3 separate regions of the Homo sapiens genome follow, and regions 1 and 3 are each linked to region 2. The links are chromatin contacts, found by Hi-C or POLR2A ChIA-PET in ENCODE. All regions are on one chromosome and are shown on one strand. Each heading gives the region's core, a stretch centred on a gene start or an enhancer-like site at or near the end of the contact. The rest is flanking DNA. Distances are from core to core; before and after follow the strand shown. Region 1 overlaps SPACA6 (sperm acrosome associated 6). Region 2 holds the start of JOSD2 (Josephin domain containing 2). Region 3 holds the start of GYS1 (glycogen synthase 1).

Region 1 (3,817 bases), core at 317-2,816, 1.2 Mb after region 2:
GGCTTGGCCCCGGCCCCAGGTGGAACCCAGCCGGCTTGACCCCGCCCCCAGGTTATGACGAAAGCTTGGCCCCGCCCCCTCGGAGCAATGCTTCGGGCCTTGTAACATTAGCTAGGGGAGCATCGGGCAAGGGTTCTTCCCATGACTGTAAGGTAGTGATGTTTCCTCTTCCTCCACAGCCCAGGCTTGCATCCCTCCCTGCGGTAAGGACTTCATCTAAAACTTGGAAATTGCGGGGTAAGGGAGGCGGTCGGGGACGAAACGTACGACATCAAGTGTGGGAAAGCGGGTGGGCTTCACATCCTTAGGAAGCCAATAAGATCCCTGGAGAAAAGGAAGAAAACCAAGTATTGCTCTAAATCCTCAGAAGGTGTGTGTGAGAGCCGAAGCAAACCAATAGGAATCCTAGAGGGCGGAGAGGAGTGAGAGTCGGCCAAAGACAGCAGGGAGGGCGGGGTCAAGATGCCACCTGGCCGATGGACCCCGGGAAGCTGCATGGATCTCAAATGGGCCAAGGGCCCCGGGCTTGGAAGGGCAGGTGGCGCCTAGACCCAGCGTTCCCGCTCCACAGGTCTCCAGGAGTTCGCCCGGCGTTTCCTCTGCAGCGGGTGCTACTCTAGGGTCTGCGACCTCCCGCTGGACTGCCCAGGTGAGGGGGCGGGGCCTCGGGGTGCAGGAGGCCAACCTGAGAAAAGGGACCAGAGCACCGAGGGGCATAAGCTGGTGGCGAGGCCAGACGTGGTCGGGGCCCAGCGAGTGAACCCTGCTCCGTCTTCAGTTCAGGATGTGACAGTGACTCGGGGCGACCAGGCTATGTTTTCTTGCATCGTAAACTTCCAGCTGCCAAAGGAGGAGATCACCTATTCCTGGAAGTTCGCAGGAGGAGGTGTGAGTCGGGGCGGGGCCGGCGCGAAGAGTTTAGACGGGCGAGTTAGCCTTCACTAGAGGTTGGGGAGTCAGCTTGCGGGGACGGGACTCCGGGAATCTCCGTCTAGACACAAGCATCAGCAAGAGGAGGGTCGCGGGATTTAGGGGAGAGCTCGAAGATCAGAATGCAGGACCAAGGACCTGGGGCGATGGCTCACGCCTGTAATCCCAGCGCTTTTGGAGACCAAGGCGGGAGGATGGCTTGAGCCCAGGAGTTTGAGACCGGCCTCGGCAACAAATTAAGACCCCTCCTCTGCCAAAAAATTTTAAAAACAGCCGGGGCGTGGTGGTGCACGCCTATAGTCCCAGCCACTGGGGAGGCTGAGCGGGAAGACTGCTTAAGTCCAGGAGTTTGAGGCTGCAGTGAGCTATGATCGCGCCACTGCACTGCAGCCTGGGCGCCAGAACGAGACCCTGTCTGGAAGAAAAAAAAAATACATAAATAAAAGCAGTTTCTAGGGGTAGGTTATGCGTAAGGGTTTAAGGAGTGAGGGGAAGGGGTGCGTTTAGGGCAGGGGAGCGAGAAGGCTCGGGGGCGGGCTCAAGGCTCAGGGCCAGGACTCCAGGGGGCGTGGTCTGGCTCGGGGGGCGGGGCTTGTAGGTTACTCAGTGGCAAGCCGGAGTTGAGGCGTTTAAACCCGCGTGTCCCGCAGCTCCGGACTCAGGACTTGTCCTATTTCCGAGATATGCCGCGGGCCGAAGGATACCTGGCGCGGATCCGGCCGGCTCAGCTCACGCACCGCGGGACGTTCTCCTGCGTGATCAAGCAAGACCAGCGCCCCCTGGCCCGGCTCTACTTCTTTCTTAACGGTGGGGCGGGGCGCGGCCGCGTGAGTGAGCGGGGTCGGGAGAGGGGTGGGGCTCGTGCCTGGCTGACGTGCGCGCCCCCGCAGTGACGGGCCCGCCCCCGCGGGCGGAGACAGAGTTGCAGGCCTCGTTCCGGGAAGTGCTGCGCTGGGCGCCGCGGGATGCCGAGCTGATCGAGCCCTGGAGGCCCAGCCTGGGCGAGCTGCTGGCCAGGCCCGAGGCTCTGACGCCCAGCAATCTGTTCCTGCTTGCAGTCCTCGGGGCCCTCGCATCAGCGAGTGCGACAGTGTTGGCGTGGTGAGTTCTGGGGACTCCGGAGCCCCAGCATCTAGCTCCCCGCTGTCTCAGATCCCACCGAGAAGTCTGGGTTCCCAGCAACCTCCAACCCAGGAGGTCAGGCTTTCAGTTCCTCCTCTCTCAGACCCACGAGTCCAGGTCCCAGCCCCTCTTTACTAGCCCAGGAATCCAAGTCCCCAGCCCCCTCCTCCCTTAGATCTAAGAGTCCAGGCCCCCAGCCCCTCCTCCCTCAGACCCAGGAGTCCAGGTCCGCAGCCCCTCCTCCCTCAGACCCAGGATTCCAGGCCCCAAACCCCTACTCCTTCAGACCCAGGAGTCCAAGTCCCCAGTCCCCTCCTCCCGCAGATCCAAGAGTCCAAGCCCCCGGACCCCCTCCTCCCTCAGACCCAGGAGTCCAGGCCCCCAGCCCCTCCTCCCTCAGATCCAAGAGTCCAGACCCCCAAGTTTCTCTTCCTTCAGACCCAAAAGCCCAGGCCCCCTGCCCCCTCCTCCCTCAGAACCAGGAGTCCGGGCCCTGTACACCTTTTTGACCCTGGTGTCCAGGCTCCGGGACCTAAGTTTCTAGTCACCAACCCCTCCTGTAACACACATACCTCTTTGTTTCCCCAGGATGTTCTTTCGATGGTACTGCAGTGGCAACTAACAAAGGTATCTTTCCTCCTTCCCTATCCTATTTCCATCCTGAAAATAAAGAATATATTTCAACTCTAGATTGTTTCATCTCCGAAGGTGGTCACTACTAACTCAGGTAGGAGGAGGTGCAGCAAGCCCACACATGCCCAGATGAATATGGCCCGCATAATGACAGTGATAGGCATAGCTATCCCAGTGCAAGTTAGGTGGGAACCCAGATACCCCCTCAGGTTACTGGCTGTCTCCTTGACATTTCCATCTGCAGAAGGCACCCTCAAATAGAGTCCTCCATGTTGCCCTCAGAGGCTGTTCCTCCCCAAGGCTTTCCTCCTACCAGAAAGAGCAACACCATCCACCTAGCAGTTCAAACCAGAAACCTTGGAATCTAACTTCTCCTCCACTTCCAATTCATTTTCATTTCCAACCCTCAGACTTTTTAACTCCTAAATATCTCATGAAGCTGCCTTCTCTGTGGTCCCAGTCACCCCCACCTCATGTCTGGATCACTGGAGCAGCCCCCCACCACCTCCTTGGCCTCTCTCCACTGTAGCCCATTCTCTACATACCAGCAGGACTTGTTTTATTTTATTTTATTTTTTTGGAGGCACCATCTCACTCCAAGGCCCAGGCTGGAGTGCAGTGATGTGATGTCAGCTCACTGCAACCTCCACCTCCCGGGTTCAAGCGATTCTTCTGCCTCAGCCTCCCAAGTAGCTGGGATTACAGGTGCCCACCACCACACCCGGCTAATTTTTGTATTTTTAGTAGAGACAGGGTTTCACCATGTGGCCAGGCTGTTCTTGAACTCCTAACCTCAAGTGATCCACCTGCCTTGGCCTCCCAAAGTGCTGGGATTACAGGCGTGAGCCACCAAGCCCGGCCAAGGACTTAGGTTTTAAAGTGTGTCAGATTGGGTTACTCCTCTACCCAGAATCCTTTAGTGACTCCCTGTTGCCATTGAGACAAAATCCAATTCCTTGTCAAAGCCTCAGAGGTTCCACAGGTCTGGCCTTTGCTGACCTCACCAGCAGCCTTGTCCCATACCCCTTTCCTCCTTGATCTTGCCACCCTGCGGTTTTTCTCTGGCCTTTCCTCCTTCCTCGCATTCATCATGATACTTCTTGCCCTCTCTAGGGTCTTGGTTCACACTGTT
Region 2 (4,200 bases), core at 74-2,573:
ATGGTGAAACCCCGTCTCTACTAAAAATACAAAAAATTAGCCGGGCGTGGTGGCGGGTGCCTGTAGTCCCAGCTACTCGGGAGGCTGAGGCAGGAGAATGGCATGAACCCGGGAGGCCGAGCTCGCAGTGAGCGAGATCGCGCAACTGCACTCCAGCCTGGGCAACAGAGTGAGACTCAGTCTCAAAAAAAAAAAAAAAAGAAAGAACCACTGGATTGAGGTCTGGCTGGGGCTGAGGCCACAGGGACAGACAGGCACAGGAGGCAACATCTCCCCAGAGTCCCAGCGTCTAGCTTAGGCAAGTGAGCGCGGAGCAGAAGAAAGCCCCCAAGGCTCAGCGCCTGCCTGGCGGCGAGACCCAGGTGGGTCACTCCGCCAGAGCTCTGCTGCTCCAGGGGCTGGGGTGGGTGACGGTCACCTCTTGCAGATCTCATCGGCAGCCTCCTGGCTAAAGAGCTGCTGCTGCAGAACGTTGTTGAGGGCGTGGACAGCACACAGCTCCAGGCGCTGCCGTTCGTGGTACACGGTGGGTGGGCTCGGCTGTGCTCCCGGGGCCTGGGACATGCCGTCCTCGGCTCCTGCTGGGGGTTGGGAGGGGGAGAAGGTCCTCAGGGGCCCGGGATCTAGAGGTCCAGCCTCCCAGCAGGCCTTTGGGGCATCGCCATTGATTGAGCTGGGACTCGGAGCAGCCCAGGAAGACACTGGGCCCCTGACCCCGCTCCCTGGCAGTCTCCTGGCAGCACACGTCCCTCCATCCCTTATTCCTATTCCTACGAAAAACGCTGTCTCTTCTGCTCCCCTAGCAACAGAAAACCACCCTCACCAGGTCTCTAAGTAAAAGGGTCCCTATCATGGTCACCTAGCAACAGAGGAACCTGCCTCCCCGTCCCTAGGTAACCAGGGCGCTCTGTGGTTACCTAGCAACAAAGCCCCCTCCCCACCGCACTAGGTAACAAAGTCTGTCCTCCGAGCACCTAGCAATAGAGAATCCTCCTCCCCTGTCTCTAGGTGATAGGGTCCCCTCTGGTCTCCTAGCAACAGAAGACTCCCCTTCCCCGGTCATGTAGCAGCGAGGCTCTCTGCTCTTGTCACCTGGCAACGGGGCCCCCTCCCCAGTCACTAAGCAACAGGAGTTCCTCTTCCTATCACCCAGCAACCAGGCCCCCTCCCCGGACACCAAGGAATGGAGCCCTTCGCCGACCCGCACCCCAGCCACGGCGCTCGCCCTTTGCCTGGCAACGCCCCTCACCCCGCCTGCCTCTCCGCTCCACCGAGCCAGGGGTTTCCGCATCCCCTTCCTGGGCGGCGGCTCTGGGCTCCGAGTGCGGGGCGGGCAACACCGCGCTGACTGGGCAGGCGGGACGGACTACAGCTCCCGGTGATCCCCGCGCGCCGGACTACGACTCCCGTGGGGCCCCGCGGGACTCCTGCTCCACACGGAACGCCCGGGCCGCGTGGCCCTGAAGTCGGCCGTCGGGCCTAGGAAATGCCGCACTACAACTTCCGTCGGGCTCCGCGGCAGGTCCCGGAAGTGCGCCTCAGAGGCCCTTCTTTCGCATACGGCCGCGCCCACTACTGCTCAGAGATTCTAGGAAACTTAGTAGGTAGGCTCTCGCGATAGCTTCCTGGCGCCGCGCTCTCATGGGTGCTCGCCCCCGGCGATGGCGTCATGCGCGGTGCGCAGACGCAGCGTGACGTCACACAAGGGAAAGGGATCAGAGACGCCAGGCGGTGCGGGGGGAGGCAGCGGTGATCTTTACTGAGTCAGAAGGGAGACCCTGGGGAAGTGGGGCAGGGCAGGGGTGGGATGGTGGTGGTGAGAGGCCAGGCAGATGATCTTGTCTCGGGAGGGAGGAGGCTTCTCAGCAGAGATGGATCCCCGGCCTGGAGGGGAGCTGGCAGCAGGCTGCGGGGAGAGGGGAATGAGCGAATGAGACAGAGGAGAGATGAGGAGACAGACGCCTGGGGGAGGCAGTGGTGGGAGGAGGGGACAGGGCAGGGGGGCGGTGGAGGAAGACCCGGAGAGAGCGGGACAGAGCCCTGGGGGTGGACAGAGACAGAGAGAGTCTCGATCAGAGGCGGGCACAAATGGAGACATCTACAGTGCCAGGATTCAAAGTCATGGAGAGAGGTTAAGGAAATAAAGGTCAGAAAGAAAGAAAGGTCAACAAATACAGAACCAGAACTGCAGAACTAGTGAGAGCCCGGGACCCCCAAGCTCTGCAGAACACAGGAGCCCAGGGCCGGGGGAGAGGGGCCTGGCCGCACCCAGGAGGCTCTGCCAGAAGGCCGTGACGGTGGCGGAGCCGGTGACCGCGCCTGGCTCGGCAGGGTTCTCTCTGCGGGTGTGCACAGCAAAGCTTCGGCCCGTGGGGCCCCGGGGTCCGCTCAGCTCTACATCCACCACGTGCATGTCCGTGAGGCTGGGACAAGAGGGGCAGTCAGTCTGGAGAGCCTGGACTCAGCCCAACACCCTGCTTAGCTCTGCTCACCTGGTATCAGCCACGAGCACCCCAATCACCCCATCGAAGCCCAGGCTGGGGGCAGCCAGGGCAGCCGCCGCCATGGTGTTGGAATTTCGCGGGGCAAAGGGGCAGAGCCCACGGACAGGGCCTTCGTAGAGCACAGTGCAAGGCCCAGGGCTGTGGGCTGCAGCCAGGGGTCCCTCAAGCCGGAAGCCATCGGGGTGTGTGGCCATGGTGACACGAAGGCTCTGGAAGCAAGAGCCCGGGTTAGGGGGAGTGGGGTCTTTGCAGGCCTCCCCTGGTTCCTGGGGAGCCCAGCAGGCCTCACCCGGAGGCCCCCAGCTGCATCCAATCTCCTGATGTCCTCAGCGCCCCACAGGGCCCCTCGGGCCACAAACACGGCGTGGTCCCAGTGCTGTGAGGCCTCCAAGAGCTGCCGCTCTGTGGTCTGGTCACTTAGAGCTGAGGGGGACCCCACCTGGGGTGGATGAAGGAGGGGAGGGTTGAGGTCAGGGAAGGATATCCACTTCAGGGTGGGGTGAGACCAAGACAGAAGGGGCAGGGCTCTGCGTAAATGGTTGGGGTGGGGCTTACCAGGAGATTGGCATGGCGCAGGATTTGTGCCCCAGATTCATGGATTATTTTGGGATGGGCCACTTCCACAACCAGATCAGGGCGCCTGGGAGAGGGGAAAGAGGGCGGAGGGTCTTGGAGAGGTATTAGGCCTCTTCTCCCCAAGGTTCCCTCCGAGTCTACTGAGGGCTGCCCTTCTTCTCCCTGACCTGGGAGGCGAAATGAGATGAATGGGTTCGTCCTGTTTCACATTTGCTTGAACCAAGGCCCAGAGAGGGTCAGGGAACCCCTGAGATCACACAGTGGCTAAGAGAGCCAGGACAGGAGCTTCAGGGAGCTCCACTCTCCCATGGCAAGGTCACTGACCTTTCCCCAAGGGCAGCAAGGTTCTGGAGCTGCAGGGAAGGGGGCACGCTCCCTGCCATTCGTCCTGGGTCACGATTCCAGACAAAAACAAGTTCTAGGCCAAGTTCTGGTCCCTGAGCCAAGAGGCGGGAGACGAGGGACTGTCCTGGGGAGAGGGAAAGGAGAGGGCTAGAGATCCAGAGAGAGGGGGACAGAGACCCAGAGAGAGAGGAGGTGGGGACAGAGACCCAGAGAGAGAGGAGGTGGGGACAGACTCAGATTGCGGGGTAGGGAGACAGAGATGGGGGCAGGGCAGAGACACAGTGGGGTGGACAGAGGCCCAGAGAGAAGGGAGACAGAGACGGAGAGGACAGAGACCTGGGGTGGGGGTGCAGTGGGCAGACCCAGAGACACAGCCAGGGGCAGATAGAGAGAGAAAAAAGTGTTTGTGGAGGGCAGAGAGTCTTGGGAGCTTTAGGAAGGGGTTTGGGGAAGGAGGCCAAGGATGGTCAGGGACTCACCGAGGCGGCCATAGCCCACCACGCCCACCCTCCACGGGCCCCTGTCGGCCATGGCCCTGAGTGCGGTGTCTGGGGCCTGGCTCCCTGGGCTGCTCGCTGCCCGCTGCACAAGGCCTGGGCAGCCGCTGCTCTTTGGACATCTGACCCTTGAGCCTCTGGGCTCAGTCTTCCCCCTTCCCCGCAGGCCCAGCGTGGGGGCGTGGGCCTGCGGGAGTGGAGGCGGGAGAACCCTTCCCTGTGCTCTGTCCACTTTCCCGGGTCCAGCACAGTGAGCATGGTGACCGGGGGTTCTGGGA
Region 3 (4,125 bases), core at 685-3,184, 1.5 Mb before region 2:
TGGGTCCTCACGCCCTGCTCCGTGTACGGCCCCACCAGGAAGTAGTTGTCGCCCCATTCGTCCCCTGTCACCTTCGCCTTCGTCTGCAGCACCGTGTAGATGCCACCCACTGTGGGCCCAAGCGTGTGAGGGCAGGCCCCGGCCGAGGTCCATAGTTCTGGGGCCTGGGGTGGGGTGGGCCGGGGATGTAGGGGGCACTCAGGCCCCAGACCTCTAGCTCAGGGGGAAGAGGGGACTGGGAGCCCATAGTTTGGAGTAGGGGTTGGAAGCTTGGATGAGGGGAACACGAGGGCTGGAGGGCAGTCCTCCTGGGTCTAAGGGAGAAGGGGGCTGGGGTCAGGACCCTGAAGGAGGAGGGGGCTCAGGCTAGACTTCTGGGTCTGAGAGAGAAGGGGCTGGGTGCCGGGACCCCTTGGTCTGAAGGAATTAGGCACTGGGGCTCTAAGGATGGCAGAGCTGAGGACTGACTACCCGGACTCAGGTTCCCGAGTTCCCAGCTCACAGGAGCTGGGTTTAAATCGCAGCCAGGCTCCAAAACCCAGTGAGGGAGACCCCCTCATGGCCAATCCAGCTTCTCACCATTGCCCAAGAGAAGCCTGCATGGTCATTCCCTGCCCCCAGGGACCTTGCTGACCTGCCTCCCAATTTCCTCTCCCTGACTAGGGACACCAGCATGCAGGGCTCTGCCTCTCCCATGACCCTATCCCAGACCCAGGAGCCCCAGCCCCCAGCCTCCTCCCATCCTGGAGCCCAGGCCCTGGCGATACCCGGCTGGGTGTTCACGGGCCCCCTCTCCTCCTGGGAGACACAGTCCCTTTCTCCTCCAAGACCCAGCAAAGCAACCCCCCAGACCCTGCTCTTTGAGGTGTGAGATTGGCTTGTTCCTGGGGATTTCAGCCCCAGCCTTCTCCAAGGCCAGAACCTCAGCTTTCTGAAGCCCAAGACACAGAAATGCAGGCTCCTAGCCCCTCCCATCCTAGGGCCCAGCCTCTGACTAACTTAGGACTTCCCAGCCTTCCCCTATTCCAGTACGCATGTGTCCCAGGCCATGGGCTCCTCTACTCCTAGGAACTAATAGCTCAGGCCCTCAGCTCCTTCAAAGCCCAGGCATTCATTACAGTCTCCAGCCCGTCCCATCTTTATTCTTAAGCAGCCAGATCCTCAGGTCCTCCCACCGCCGCTCAGGCCTCCTATCTCCCAGTCAGCTCTCTCTCAAATCTGGAGTTTTATCCCCTAGACCATGCTGTTAGGGTCATAGGTCTGAAACCCCGGCAGCTTCCCAGGTTTGCACGCAGAAATCCCATCCCCCCATCCCCTTCCCTGTTCAGGACCCAGGTATCTAGTCTCTCGGAAGCCTGCCTCCAGGACCTAGGAGTCTCATTTTAGCGCCCTCTTCCCTAGGACCCAGAACCCGGGCTTCCAGCCTCCTTTCATCTTAAGTCAAACGAACCATCCCTCTCCCACCCACCTCCGGCTTCCCAGCCCCTCCTCAAGGACACAGCCTCCTTGCCCAGGTCACAAGGGTTCCCCTAGTAGCCCCGTCCTCCTACAACTCAGAGTTCCGGGCCCCCATCCACTACTGTCCTTCTCGTCAAGGGCCCCGACGCCTGGCGTGCTCACCCTTGTTAGCCACCTCCCAGGCCACTTCGAAGAGCACTGCGTTCTCCAGGTCGAATTCATCCTCCCAGTCCTCCAGTCCTGGCAGTGAGGACATGGACAAAGTGCGGTTTAAAGGCATGGCTGGCGCAGGAAGGGGGGCTCCGGGGATCTCCAGGTAGGGACCCCGGAGGTGTCTAGGGAATGCACCAGGTAGGGTGCGGGGCCGAGTAGCTGGTGCCCGACGGGAAGCTTGCAAGACGCTCGGCTTCCTATTGCAAGACCGCACCCCTGCCCCGAAGCGTTGGGACCTAGGCAGAAGGAGGCCGCAGCGTCACTGAGCCCACTGGCGCCCCTGCAGTGAAACCTCGCAGCCGCCAGGAGGCGGTGGCCGCCCCCCCCAGCCAGCGCCATTGGCCCACGCCCGGGGGCGGGGATTTCCGCGTGTCCTCATTGGTGGAACGGGTTGGAGTCGCTGTGTCCCGGCCCCGCCTCGGCCGTGAGACCTCCAGGGGGCGGAGCTTGCCGCTGCGCTTTACGGAAACGAGTGGCCTTCAGCTCTGTCAATCTGGAGCTGGAGGCCTCAAAGTGGGGAGGAGGAGGAGGGTGGGATAAAGAGGAAAGGAGCGTGGAGGACGTGTGGTTACTCAAAGAACAGCTAAGAATTTTGCAATCGGCCTGAGCGGGGCGGTGGTGGGGCTGAGCAAAAGGAGGAGGAGCCAGGAGACATTGGGAATGGACCCAGGAGTTCCGGACGCCCGTCTTCCAGCGCAGCCTCGGTGGGAGGGCGGGGCATAAAGTCCCGCCACGCCCCCACAATATTTACATATTTATGAGGAACCATCGAGATCTTTGAAGAACCAGCTAGCCTAGAGGAGCCAGAACATCTCGCTCCTCGCGCGTTTCCGTTTCCGCTAGGACTCTGGCAGTTGGTGAGCATCATGGCAACCGTTGTAAGTGTGGGTGCATGGAGGGTGAGGAGCGAGCTAGCAGTCTCGAGTTTGAGAGAGGAGGATGCTGGAGGCCCTGACTCCTGGGTCTGAGGGAGGGGGGATCTGGGGGTTCAGACTCCTGGGTCTGAAAGAGGAGGAAGCTCGGCCACCCAGATCTGGGGGAGAAGGGGACATGGGGGCTGGACTTCTGGATCTGAGGCGGGGAGGGGGCTGGGATCCCAGAATCTCGGGTCTGGCCCCATCATGCTATAGGAACTCCAACTTTCAAAATCATCTTGGCGCAACGGCCGGTTCCGCAGTCCTTGGCGCCAGTGTGTGATGAGGAGGGTTGTAGGACCTTGCGCTTCGAGCCATTTGGGAGCCTTGGATTGTTAGTGGTGCCAATGGCACTTGAGTTCCAAGCTGGAAGCACAGGCAGGTACCTGTTCAGTGTGTCTGAGAGCGCGAGGGCGCCTAGTGAGCCTTTAGTGGGAAGAAATTGTCGAGGAACAAGAGAGTCTTAGTGGAGAGGACTGAAGGATTAGGGACCCAGAAATCGGGATCTTGTCATGCTACCGTTTTGGCCATTTTCATATTTCCAGTATTTCACACGGGCTACGTCTCAGTGTAAATGCTCAATAAATTATCACTTGAATATTTGAATGAATGAATACATGTGAATGAAGGAGAGGCCAGGAAACTTGGCCTGGCACCTGCTCAATTACCTGAATAAAGAAGCGATTTTGGCCTGGCGTGGTGGCTCATGCCTGTAATCCCAGCACTTTGGGAGGCCGAGGCGGGCGGATCACTTCAGGTCAGGAGTTCGTGGCCAACATTGCGAAACCCCGTCTCTATTAAAAATACAAAAATTAGCCAGGTGTGGTGGTGCAGGCCTGTAATCCCAGCTACTCAGAAGGCTGAGGCAGGAGAATCGCTTGAACCTGGGAGGCAGAAGTTGCAGTGAGCCAAGATCGCGCCACTGCATTCCAGCCTGGGCGACAAAGCGAGACTCTGTCTCCAAAAAAAAAAAGGTAATGTGACCTGAACTTAGGGACTGGGCTGGGCTTACAGGTGCCTCAATTTCCATGATGAGCCCAGTCAAGATGGAGGAAGGGAGGGGGAGAAAGTTGTTGGTAGCTGGGGATGAGATTTGAGTCTGTTGCTGTCACCAGGGCAAGGAGGAGGAGGAGGTGGATAGGGAAGTAGAAGAGGAAGGCTATGACCAGAACTACCGTGGAGAAAGTATTGGAAGTATGAGGGGACGGTGTGTGCTGAGTTTTGAAATGACCTTGGTTTTCATGGGAACAGCGGGCAGCAAGGTTTTGGAGAGACTTATGATGAAAGAGAAAGTCTTTATAGGAGACAGTCCTTGGTAAGGGGCCTGTTTATGTTGAGAGAGCTACATTTGGGATTCCTGGATTCATGTCTTTTTTGTGGGGTGGGGATGCCTAGTCTTCTGCTTGTAGTCTGGGGGTAATGTTCTATGCTCCTGGGTTCCAGCTTCCTATAGGAGACGGTAGGTGGGAAGGTTCACACAGTGACAGGGAAAGCTTGTGACCATTGATGGCCAGAAAGTCTAAACGATTGGCTCCAGAGG

The links. A loop is a pair of places that touch in the nucleus more often than their neighbours do. ChIA-PET counts read pairs that join two places held with the same protein, here RNA polymerase II (POLR2A). Pooled maps may share reads with other maps.
Region 1: a map of CD8-positive, alpha-beta T cell shows a loop between it and region 2 (9-fold over the local background). The contact joins the enhancer-like site here to the promoter of JOSD2 in region 2. A Hi-C loop is called at or near these places in 1 of 168 maps with a recorded cell type or tissue (CD8-positive, alpha-beta T cell) and 12 of 50 pooled maps. POLR2A ChIA-PET finds 5 or more read pairs at or near these places in 1 of 52 experiments (HEK293).
Region 3: a loop to region 2 is called in a map of naive thymus-derived CD4-positive, alpha-beta T cell, with 17 times the contacts of the local background. The contact joins the promoter of GYS1 here to the promoter of JOSD2 in region 2. A Hi-C loop is called at or near these places in 1 of 168 maps with a recorded cell type or tissue (naive thymus-derived CD4-positive, alpha-beta T cell) and 4 of 50 pooled maps. POLR2A ChIA-PET finds 5 or more read pairs at or near these places in 1 of 52 experiments (naive thymus-derived CD4-positive, alpha-beta T cell).

What each region holds. Positions count from the first base shown.
Region 1 is chr19:51,702,450-51,706,266 of GRCh38, forward strand. It overlaps SPACA6 (sperm acrosome associated 6), which reads left to right. Exons shown (of 9, transcript NM_001316972.2): 4 at 180-203; 5 at 572-649; 6 at 779-888; 7 at 1,581-1,737; 8 at 1,821-2,031; 9 at 2,641-2,741. The coding sequence ends at 2,674. Among named protein-coding and RNA genes, the nearest start is that of SPACA6-AS1, 11 kb to the left of the region's middle. RefSeq lists a silencer at 1,718-1,917. Within about 2 kb of position 1,567, at least 35 of the 41 ENCODE cell types and tissues checked have a DNase peak (open chromatin) inside an H3K27ac peak, as active enhancers do; they include CD8-positive, alpha-beta T cell, where a contact is called at or near this core.
Region 2 is chr19:50,509,868-50,514,067 of GRCh38, forward strand. It overlaps JOSD2 (Josephin domain containing 2), which reads right to left and starts at 1,324. Exons shown (of 5, transcript NM_001270639.2): 1 at 1,250-1,324; 2 at 419-581. The coding sequence starts at 564. It overlaps ASPDH (aspartate dehydrogenase domain containing), which reads right to left and starts at 4,046. Exons shown (of 7, transcript NM_001114598.2): 1 at 3,905-4,046; 2 at 3,405-3,549; 3 at 3,060-3,144; 4 at 2,794-2,943; 5 at 2,493-2,713; 6 at 2,269-2,423; 7 at 1,736-1,906. The coding sequence starts at 3,956. The coding sequence ends at 1,863. It overlaps LOC124904747 (a long non-coding RNA gene), which reads left to right and starts at 1,551. Exons shown (of 3, transcript XR_007067300.1): 1 at 1,551-1,604. RefSeq lists enhancers at 1-504, 505-1,011, 1,506-1,625, 1,929-2,518 and a silencer at 1,176-1,305.
Region 3 is chr19:48,991,375-48,995,499 of GRCh38, forward strand. It overlaps GYS1 (glycogen synthase 1), which reads right to left and starts at 1,935. Exons shown (of 16, transcript NM_002103.5): 1 at 1,621-1,935; 2 at 1-109. The coding sequence starts at 1,738. RUVBL2 (RuvB like AAA ATPase 2) reads left to right here and starts at 2,513. Exons shown (of 15, transcript NM_006666.3): 1 at 2,513-2,549. The coding sequence starts at 2,538. RefSeq lists enhancers at 1,492-1,631, 2,322-2,411 and a silencer at 1,842-2,201.